Linked DNA regions of Homo sapiens: region 2 is linked to region 1. A link is an interaction called in ENCODE POLR2A ChIA-PET data of the cell type or tissue named here. Cell type or tissue: K562. All regions are shown on one strand. Each heading gives the region's core, and the rest is flanking DNA. Links, peaks and the distances in the headings are about the cores only.

Evidence for each region. ChIA-PET counts read pairs that join two places held together with the same protein. Peaks named below come from ENCODE experiments on the same cell type or tissue, not always from the same donor. Only the 100,000 strongest peaks of a DNase experiment are listed, where the experiment ranks them.
Region 2: POLR2A ChIA-PET joins it to region 1 with 5 read pairs; 22 of 35 experiments call an interaction of 5 or more read pairs at or near these places.

Annotation. Positions count from the first base shown.
Region 1 is chr11:46,326,268-46,331,637 of GRCh38, reverse strand. No RefSeq gene overlaps it. Among named protein-coding and RNA genes, the nearest start is that of DGKZ, 19 kb to the left of the region's middle. RefSeq lists a silencer at 423-564. In K562, for the core only: no CTCF peak of the experiment used is centred there; no DNase peak of the experiment used is centred there; H3K27me3 peaks cover 2,719 bases.
Region 2 is chr11:46,247,533-46,252,902 of GRCh38, reverse strand. No RefSeq gene overlaps it. Among named protein-coding and RNA genes, the nearest start is that of LINC02489, 24 kb to the left of the region's middle. RefSeq lists a cis regulatory region at 4,959-5,303. In K562, for the core only: a CTCF peak has its summit at 5,143; DNase peaks (open chromatin) are centred at 2,292, 3,142, 4,072 and 5,132; H3K4me3 peaks cover 248 bases.

The DNA of each region.
Region 1 (5,370 bases), core at 308-5,307:
TCACAGAGGTAGAGAATGGGCTACAAAGGGAGACAGCTGTGTCATAGCTGCCCTGCCCTGTGCCTTTGCTCAGACTGTTCCCATTGCCTGGAGTATGTCCCCTTCCCTGTCCTGCCTATGGAAGAGGTGTTAAGTGCCCTTCAAGGCCCATGTCAAGTGCCACCTCCCCCATGAACCCCTCCCCAATACTCCAGTACAGATACAGTCTCCCTCCTTCAGCCCCATAACGATTTCCTGGGCCTCCCCTTTACCCTTGAACAATAACTAACATCTCATTTGATCCTCGCCACAACCCTGGGTGGCAGATATTATCACTTCCTCCGTCTTATGGAGGAGGACACGGAGATATCATTCAAGTGATTTATTTGCTCAAGATGGCTCAGGCAGTGAGTGGTGGGGCCAGGATTTAAATTCAGGGCTTCTGGCCTCAGAACTCACGCCCTTTTCCACTTCATCATGCTGCCAGCCACAGAGTAGCAGCCTCCTGCAGTTTGCCCTCTTCGCTCTAATCTGGAAGCTTCCCAAAGGGCAGGGAATAGCTTGCTTCAGTTCCACCTCCCATCTCTGTCTCTGTCTAGTACTTCCCTGTCGGATGAGTGGAATTGCATTCAACTTCTTGGTCACAGGGGAGCTTCCTCCCGAGAGCCAAGTTCTAAAGAAGTCTTGCTGCTGGAGTGGGTAGGGTGGGGCACTTGTCCCCGACCCCCTACAAGGGGGTCAGCTGCCCTTGGGTTTGCTCTTTCAGGAGTCTTGGCTCCTATTTCCAAGCGGCCTGGGCCAGGGGAACCTCCTACACTGTGAATTATGGTAGTTCTGGCTGGGTTTGACATTCCCTCGCCAGCTGCCTAGCTGCTGGGTTTCCAGGTTGGTTTTTTGTTGAGCTCTTTCCTGCCGCGTTCTCCCCACTCAATCCTTTTTAAAGTGAGGCTTCTTTCCTCTGTCCTCACAGCTCCCCTCCCCCTTAGGACCAGCTGCTGACTGCATTATCGTTTAGCTGTGGTCTGTGCTTTTCACACAGAGGAAGGAGAAAATGAGACTCCCTCCCCAGACCAGCCCGACCACCTTCTGCAGCCTCTCCCAGCTGCAGCTCGCTCCTCTGAACATCTCCGTCTCCAGCCCATTCATTATCTCTGTGCTCAGAAAATAATTGCTAATGTCTTTTGAGAATTTACTGCATAACTGACCAGTGTGCTAAGAGCTTTATGTGCAAGCTTTCATTTACCCCTCCTAGCATCTTTAAGAGGGTGAGCACCATTTAACAGATAAGGATACTGTGGCTTCGAGAGATTAAGTGATTTGCCAACATCATACTTAGTGTAGCACAGGTATCAGAGCCCACAAAGTATCTCATGCTGCTTTGGAGCTGAGTTCCCAGCCTGCCTACGTCACTCCCTGGAAAGACCCCAGGGGTACCTGTTACTGACATCAGATATGTGCCCAGTTTGGCCAAATGGCTCCTGAGGTCATCCAACCTCTCCGAGATCAGAACTTTGCCTGGGATTGGGACCTTGCCTCTGCCCATACCAGCTCCAGGCATTGCCCACAGCTACTCTCCCTTTTTCCAGAGCTTTGGTTTAGGTATAACAAAGTGTTTGTTGTGGCAATTTGAGCAGGATGACTGCCACCGCAAAAGCCATCATATGTGCGTGGCAAAGCAGGCTGCCAAGGGCTGACAATAGAGCGTGGGGACTGCAGCTCCATTGCTGGGGACACACTGGGGTTGGGCCCCCTTGGGACGATGACACATGGCACTGAGGAGGTGGCATGTTAACAGGTGGCTTATTCATGGGGACTAACCTCGCCTCGCTTCTCAACACAGGCCGGTAAGATGGCTTTGGATGAATGGGCAGAGGGTAGTGATCACAGATGACCGCATTTTGACCAGCTCAGCAACCATGGGCTCGCTGGCTTAGTTACTTCAGGAAGCTCCAATGTTCTTAGATCTTGTGCAGTAATATGAAGCTGGCGGAGGCAGGGAGGCCTAGAGGACATGGGAAGTGGGACTGGGGAGAGGGGTTGAGGGGCAGCATGAACTCTGAAGCCAAACAAACCTATGTTCAGATGCCAGCCTTGACATTTTCCAGCTGCATGAACTTCACCAAGTCAGTCACCTCTCTGAACCTCACTTTCTTCATCTGTAAAAATATCCACCCCTGAAGATCACTTAAATTCCTAATTGGGATATTCAGATCCTCAGTCCAATGCCTGGCACAGGGTAACTGGTCAAAAATGGGAGATGCAGCCCTGGTGCGGTGGCTCACACCTGTAATCCCAGCACTTTGGGAGGCCGAGGTAGGCAGATCACTTGAGGTCGGGAGTTTCAAACCAGCCTGGCCAACACGGTGAAACCCCGTCTCTACTAAAAAATCCAAAAAAAAAAAAAAAAATTAACTGGGCTTGATGGCAGGCACGTGTAATCCCAGCTACCTGGGAGGCTGAGGCAGGAGAATTGTTTGAACCTGGAAGACCAAGATCGTGGTGAGCCGAGATTGCACCACTGCACTCCAGCCTGGGTGACAGAGCAAGACTCTGTCTCAAAAAAAAAAAAAAAAAAGGGAGATGGAATATTTTCAGTTCGTTCTTTCTTTCTTTCTTTCTTTCTTTCTTTCTTTCTTTCTTTTTTTTCTTTTTTTTTTTTGAGTTGGAGTTTCACTCTTGTTGCCCAGGCTGGAGTGTAGTGGTGCGATCTTGGCTCACTGCAACCTCTGACTCCCAGGTTCAAGCAGTTCTCCTGCCTCAGCCTCCCAAGTAGCTGGGATTACAGGCGCCCGCCACCATGCCCAGCTAATTTTTATATTTTTAGTAGAGATGGGGTTTCACCATGTTTGCCAGGCTGATCTCAAACTCCGGACCTCAGGTGATCCACCTGCCTCAGCCTCCCAAAGCCCTGAGATTACAGGCATGAGCTACTGCACCTGGCTGTCAGTTCTTTTTTTTTTTAATTTTTTCTTTTGTTTTTTTCTTTCTTTCTTTCTTTTTTTTTGAGACAAAGTCTTCCTATGTCTCCCAGGTTGGAGTGCAGTGGTGCGATATCGGCTCACTGCAACCTCCATCTCCGAGGTTCAAGCGATTCTCCTGCCTTAGCCTCCCAAGTAGCTGGCATTACAGTAACATGCCACCACTCCCGGCTAATTTTTGTGTTTTGTTTTTGAGACAGAGTCTCGCTCTGTTACCAGGCTGGAGTACAGGCATGATCTTGGCTCTCTGCAACCTCTGCCTCCCAGGTTCAAGCGATTCTCCTGCCTCAGCCTCCTAAGTAGCTGGGACTACAGGTGCGCGCCACCACACCCAGCTAATTTTTGTATTTTTAGTAGAAACAGGGTTTCACCATGTTGGCCAGGATGGTCTCAATCTCTTGACCTCATGATCCGCCTGCCTTGGCCTCCCAAAGTGCTGGGATTACAGGCGTGAGTCACCGTGCCCAGCCAATTTTTGCATTTTTAGTAGAGATGGGGTTTCACCATGTTGGCCAGCTGGCCTCGAACTCCTGACCTCAGGTGATCTGCCTGACTTGGCCTTCCGAAGTGCTGGGATTACAGGCGTGAACCACCGTGCCCGGCCTAGATTTCCAGCCCTTTCCTTTAGGAGCTGTGTTTTGTTTGAGCTCCATTCTTGGCATGGTGCCCTGCCCATAAGGGACACCCGTGAATACTTGCTAAATGAATAAATGAATGATGAGAGGTCACACTAAATGTCAGCTTTGTCTTTCCTTCTTCTGAGTGACTATTTCAAACTGTCCCTTTTCTCCCCCTTCCACGCCCATGCCAACCCTCCACACTGCCCCTCTCCCACACCTCAGTTATTGGAGTACTCCTTCAGTTTCCTGTCTCCTCACATTCTGCACCCACAGAATGCTCTCCCTTTTTGTCTAGTCCTCTCTGTCCAAAGGTGGACCTATCCACCTGCCCCTGGATCCCATTCCCACCCCCCGCATCTACCATCCTCTCTGTGGCCCTCTGGGTTTTCCCTCTGTTGGCTCTGTGTTCTAGAAATAACCATGGTCAATGATCTCCCATCTGAAAAACTGCTCCAAACCATATTTTTTATTTTATTTTATTTTTTGAGACAGAGTCTCGCTCTGTTGCCCAGGCTGGAGTGCAGTGGCGTGATCTTGGCTCACTTCAACCTCTACCTTCCGGGTTCAAGCGATTCTCCTGCCTCAGCTTCCTGAGTAGTTGGAATTACAGGCATGCGCCACCAAGCCTGGCTAATTTTTTTTTTTTTTTTTTGTATTTTTAGTAGAGAGAGGGTTTCACTATGTTGGTCAGGCTGGTCTTGAACTCCTGACCTCATGATCCGCCCACCTCAGCCTCCCAAAGTGCTGGGATTACTGGCATGCGCCACCACGCCTGGCCCAAACCACATTTTTAAAAAAGTTCTTTTTTAGAGACTGGGTCTTGCTCTATTGCCCAGCCTGGAGTGCAGTGGTGCAATCACAGCTTGCCGCAGCCTCAGCCTCCTGGGCTCACGTGAGCTTCCTGCTTCAGCCTCCACTCCAGGAGCGAGGACACCCCTGACCATCGCCCCGGGAAGTGCTCTCCTGGTCAGTTTCTGGGCACTCATCTCTCCTGGTTTTCTTTCCTCTCCGACCATCCCTTCTCTGCCCTCTGGTTCACTCCTCTTCCCTCCACTCTTAATGTCTTCTTCCCTGGAGTCCTGCCCTTATCTCACATCCCTTTATGCAGACCCAAGGCTTTCACCTACCACCTGGGCGCTGACAATTTCCTCATCTCTGGCTGGGATCTTTTTCTCCCAAGCCCTATAATTACATGTTAATGTGAATGTTCTACAGGCAACTCAAATGCCAGATGTGCTAAAATGAGTTCTAATCTTTCTCTCCAAACCTGCTCTTCCTCCTGAATCCCTGTCATGGTCAACAGCCTCATCACCCACTCAGGACCTCCAAGTGGGTCATTTCAGGCCCCACCCTTCCTCCAGACCTCACGGCCAATTTGATGTCAGAGCTTGTTGATGATTCCTTCTAATTCTGTCTGGAATCATCTCATCTTCTCCATTCTGCAGAGACTCAGGGCAGGGACGTCTGATTCTTTCACTCTCTGGCTTGAAAGGATGCGGTGGCTCCCACCCCTTCAGGATAAGGTGTTCTTTCTTTAGATCTCTGGAAGGGCCATGGTTTTCCTCAGGGCCAGGATGAGGGTAAACAAGCTGGCACCTAAGGTGTGACGTTTAAGGAGCTTGCCTGCCTGCCTGCCTGCCTGCCTGCCTGCCTTCCTCCCTCCCTCCCTCCCTCCCTCCCTCCCTCCCTTCCTCCCTTCCTTCCTTTCCCTTTCTTTCCCTTTCTTTTCTTTTCTTTCTTGACGGAGTCTCTCTCTGTCACCCAGGCTGGAGTGCAGTGGTCCGATCTCAGCT
Region 2 (5,370 bases), core at 295-5,294, 79 kb after region 1:
AGGAGAATTGCTTGAACCCGGGGGGCAGAGGTTGCAGTGAGCCGAGATGCCGAGATTGCACCACTGCACTCCAGCCTGGCGACATAACGAGACTCCGTTTCAAAAAAAAAAAAAAATGGGTATGTCGTCATTGATGATAACAGACACATACCTCTTCCAGTGGTTGAAGGATTAAACACAGTAGTACGCAGGACACGATTCCATGTTTTGCACACAGCCAGGCATAGAACAAACACTGAGGAGCAGTGCCTGGTGTTTGTGTAGCCCCAGTGACCTCTCCTGCCCCAGCCCCAGCTCAGGATCCAGTCTTTACTCTGATGTGGCAGGAGAGATGTAAAACCTCCCTCCCCTTCTTGGGTGCCCCTGCTCTCCAAAGGTCCTCTGGGACTGCCCAGGCTATTACTATTGTTAACAATAACAATGACTGCTGCTCCCATTTATTGATCACTGGCTCTGTGTCAGGCATTGTGCCAAGTTTTCTCTTCTTTCATCGTCATGGCAATAGAGGAGGTACTATTAGTTTCTGTGTAATCCAGGTAAGGACACTGAGGTACAGCGAGGTTAAGTGACTTGCTGGTGTCACACAGGTAGGGAGTGGCCCAGCTGGGAGTCTTTCGAGGCTGGGAGAACATGAGTGACAGAATGAAGAGATTCTACAGACTCAGCTGCAACAATTGCCAGGGCTCCTGGTCTGGGATCCAGTGGGGTTCTGCTGGGAGGCTGCTGAATTCTGTTCATGGTCACTGAAAGGGCACCCTGGTGGCCTGGCGGCAGGACTGGGCTTCTGCCTACACTCAAGCCCAGGTGCTTCCTGCCACTCTGCCCAGTGAGACTGCCTTGATCCACAGCTGCGGTAGGAGACGAGGACCGTGACTGTCTCCTTCCAGTCTGGGGTACCAGGCAGGGCCCAGACAGGAGACCAGGACCCAGGTTCAGCAGGGGAAATGGTTGGAAATGTTGAAAAGGCATCTGGGGGTGGGGAGGCCAACCAGAGAGGAGCAGCAGCAGGAAACTGTCACCCCTCCGCCCCCCTACCAGTGGGGTTGCTCCCAGGGCTGGAGAAACAAAGGGAGGGAGCCCAGAACCTGGACTGCCCAAGGGAGCTGGAGCCATGAAGCAGATGGACTCACAGCCAGAGCTGCCACCCAGATCTGGAGATCAGGAGGAATACCCAGACTTCTCTTCTTCCTCTGCCCTCCATCTTCCTCCAGAAACTTTCATTGGGTAAAACTAATCAGAAGCCAGTTGGCAAGAGGGTCTGGAGCATGTGATTTGCCCTCCAAGATACTGAGCAGAACACAGGCAAGGAACAGATGTGACAACAAACCAAACAAATGACCAGGACACAGACCTCTCCAGGGCTGCCTCCTGCTCCTGTGGCCACCCCTCACCTGCTTCAGGGGTCCTGCTGAGTAGGGGACAGTGGACTCTCGATGCTGGTGATCACACTCCCTCCTGGAGTCCACCTGGGGCTGTGTCTCTTCTCCTAAACCCCCACTTGTTGGTGTCAGGAGACCCTAAGCGACAGAGCTGGCCTCTCCCTTCACATACTTGACCTGGATTGCCTGGTGGTCTTCACTGCCCTGCACTTCACTTCAGTGACTGTGTTTCTCTCTTGTCCTAGCCTTCTCTCCATCAGTACTGACCTTACGGGGCTGGGGCCTCACCATGCCCTTCCCCTATGCCTGCTTAAGTTATAAGACCACAGATGATGCCGCCAAATTCCAAAGGTTTCCCACCAAGCACTCTAGTTAAGAGTCCAGGCTGGGGGGACTCTCAGACCTGAGGTCAAAGCCAGCTCTGTCACCTACCAACCTTGAACAAGTGATTTTACCTCTCTAAGCCTGAATTTGCTCATCTAAAAAAAGGGGAATAGCAGGAAGAATAGCAATAATACATACTTGCAGGGCAGAGGAAAGAGAAAGGCTTACAGCTTATCTGTGAGGTAGTCGTTGCAGGTACAAGAAGAAAAATAGCAACTGAGCATTCATTCCACAAATATTGATTGACACTTTCTGTGCATTGGGGTCTGTCTAGGAACAGCAGGGATAGGAAGAGGAGTGAAATATTGTAAGGTAAGACATGAGGAAACCAACTCGAGCTGGCCTCAATGGAAGGATATTTGTTGGCTCACTTAGTTGGAGGTTGGGGGTCCAGAGGTAGGGTGATGTTATGAACTGAATTATGTCTCCTCCACACTTGTATGTTGAAGCCAACAAATGTCTTTCTGTGACTACATTTGGAGATAGGCCCTTTATGGCAGTTGTTAACGTTAGATGAGTCATAAGGGTAAGGTCCTAATCCAATAGGACTGGTGTTCTTATAAGAAGACAGAGAGCTCTCTGGTATCTCTCCCTCTTCTTAAAAGGATAACAGTCCTATCTGGAAGAGATGCCAGAGAGCTCTCTCTTTCTCCACACATACACAGAGAAGAGGCCATGTGAGGTCCCAATGAGAAGGCAGCCATCTGCAAGCCAGGAAGAGAGGCCTCACCAGAAACCAACTTTGATGGCGCCTTGATCTTGGACTTTTAGCTTCCAGAACTGTGAGAAAATAAATCTCTGTTGTTGAATCCACTCAGTTTATGGTATTTTGTTATGGCAGCCCAAGCTGACTAACACTGTAGGCTTCCAAGTTGATGAGTCCAGAAACTGATTCCATTTCCCTGCAATGCTCTTAACTTTGCCCTCCTCTGTGTGTGGTGCCATCCTTAGGCTGGTAGCAAGAGGACTGCCCTAGTTCCAGGCTCTGCAATGTCTAGCGGAAGATAAAGAGAGAAGGTTGTCCATGAAGCTGCCTGATAAAAACAAGCATGCTCTTTCCTAGAAACCCAAATCAAACCTTCCTGGCATCTATTGGCCCTAACTAGGACACATACCTATTTTGGAACCAATTCCCAAGATTTGGGAAAGCCAGGCACGTGTATTTTGTACAGCATAGGAAAAGCTGTAACACAGAGACCCCACATACGAGTGTAAGCAAAATAGAACGTATGTCTCTTTCATATGAGAGTTCAGAAAAAAAAAAAAAAAGCAGTTGAAGACTGATAGGAGGGCTTGGCCATCATTCAAATGTGGTTTCCCTCTCTAGGTCCAAAGAGACAGCTTCAAATTTCTATCATCTCCCAGGGAGGGAGAAGGGCAGAAGGGTCAGGGAAGCACATGCACAGTGCTTTTGAGAGCCCAGCTTAAAAGTGGTCCGATTATGTCTGCTCACTGTTCACTGGGGGAGCACGTAGACTCCTGGCCACATTGAACAGCAAGGGAGGTTGGGAAATGTAGTCTTTAACGAGGCAGCCATCTGCTCGCCAAAAATCAGGAGTTCTGTTATTTAAAAAGGGGATGGTGCATATGAGTAAACCAGAAAGGTCTCTGCTGCACTCAGATTAGTTAGGGCCAGGTTCCTGAATCAATTATTGGGAAGGGTCAGTTTCCACAGAGCCCCATGGGCTTGCTTCTTCAGTCTCTATACTTTGGGTCTGTCACAGCAGCTTAGCTCATACTCTAAATACTGCACTGCGCCTTGCGTCACCTTGGCTTCTCTTAGGAAGCTGGAAGGGGGAGAATGGATGTTGGGTAGCCAGCCAGCAGTGTCCACTACATTATCTGCCCTTGAGGTCCTGAGATGCTGAGGGAAGAGATGGGTTTAAATAGATAACTATGGTCAACATGACAACTGGTAAACTCACAACAATATATAAAGCCCAGTGAAAACAGAGGGAAGAATTAAGAGGAGGCTTCTTAGAAGGAATGGAAGAGAATCATGAGTTCATTTTGGCTGGGTTTTAAAATAGGTATGGGAATTTCCCAATGGTTTTGGTTGAGGAAGGGCATTTCAGACAAAGAGAATGGCAAAAGTATGGAGGCCTATGGGGTGTGGCTCGTGATCTCAGAGTGGAGAACTGGGGGTACGTTGGGATCAGGTAAAGAAGGGCATCTGAAGGCCATGAGAAGGAAGCAGCCTGTCCCACAGGCCTCTGGAAGCCATGGAGGGGTTTTAGGCCTGGGAAGACATGATCAGATCTGTGTCTTTCTCTGAGGGAGGGACTGGAGGATGACTCGTTAGGAAGCTATTTCACAAATTCGGCTGAGTAATAAAGAGCCCGCATCAGATCAGGGCTTTGGTGGTGGGAAAGGAGACAAGGAGACAAGGAGACAGTTTGCAGAGAGATTTTGGTGGGAGAATGACAGAACTTGGTAACTGGGTGACTAAGGGGGGTTGACTGAGAATGGAGGGGGTGGTGGTTTAAATATGGTTAAATATGATCCTGAGTGTACATGCCTGCGCTACAAACCTAGAGAAGGAGTACAGGAAATGCAAGTTTTGGGGGTGAGAGGAGAAAACGCCTTCCCACTGTCCTGAGCTTGGTCCAAGACAGACTTCTTTGGGTTTCTGAAATGTTTAACAGTCTCTTGGTCGGGCGCGGTGGCTCACGCCTGCAATCCCAGCACTTTGGGAGGCCGAGGTGGGCGGATCACCTGAGCTCGGGAGTTCGAGACCAGCCTGACCAACATGGAGAAACCCTGTCTCTACTAAAAATACAAAATTAGCCCGGTGTGGGGGCGCATGCCTGTAATCCCAGCTGCTTGGGAGGCTGAGGCGGGAGAATCGCTTGAATCTGGGAGCAGAGGTTGCGGTGAGCCAAGATCACACCACTGCACTTCAGTCTGGGCAACAAGAGCAAAACTCCGTCAAAACAAAACAAAAACAAAACAACCAAAAAAAAAAAGTCTCTCTTAACTCAAGGCATCTGAACACTCAGTCCCTCCTCTACAGAATACACCCTTACCCCCAAATCTCCAACTGGCTAATTCCTTATTTCCTCTAAGAGCCTTTCTTGATCCCCTCACCAAAGTCAGAAACCCTCTCCTGTGGTCTCATGGCATCCCATTTTTTTCTTTCCCCACCTCTCACTGGTGGTTACTGAATGCCCGTCTTTCTCCAATACACCTGTAATTTCCATGAGGCAGGAACCATGTCTGTATTTTCCACTGCTTCATTGTCAACAATGAAGTATAGTGCCTGGCACATGGTAGGCACTCATGCTGAGTTTGAGGAATCTAACAGTGGCCATTGGAAATACGAGTTGGCTAATCATTTGGATCTAGGCCCATTTGGATAGAATGCAAGGTAATGGCGCCACCATGGGGACAGGTGATGTGACTCTCGTGTAGGCCTGGATGTTGTGGTTTTTCAACAAGGGCTGATTTTTGCCTTCCCAGGGACATTTCTGATTGTCACAACTGGACGTGAATGTAAACATGTATGCTATTAGCATCGAGAGGGTAGAGGCCAGGGATATTGATAAACATGCTATAATACCCAGGACAGCTCCCCACAACAAAGAATCATCCAGCCTAGACTGTCAAT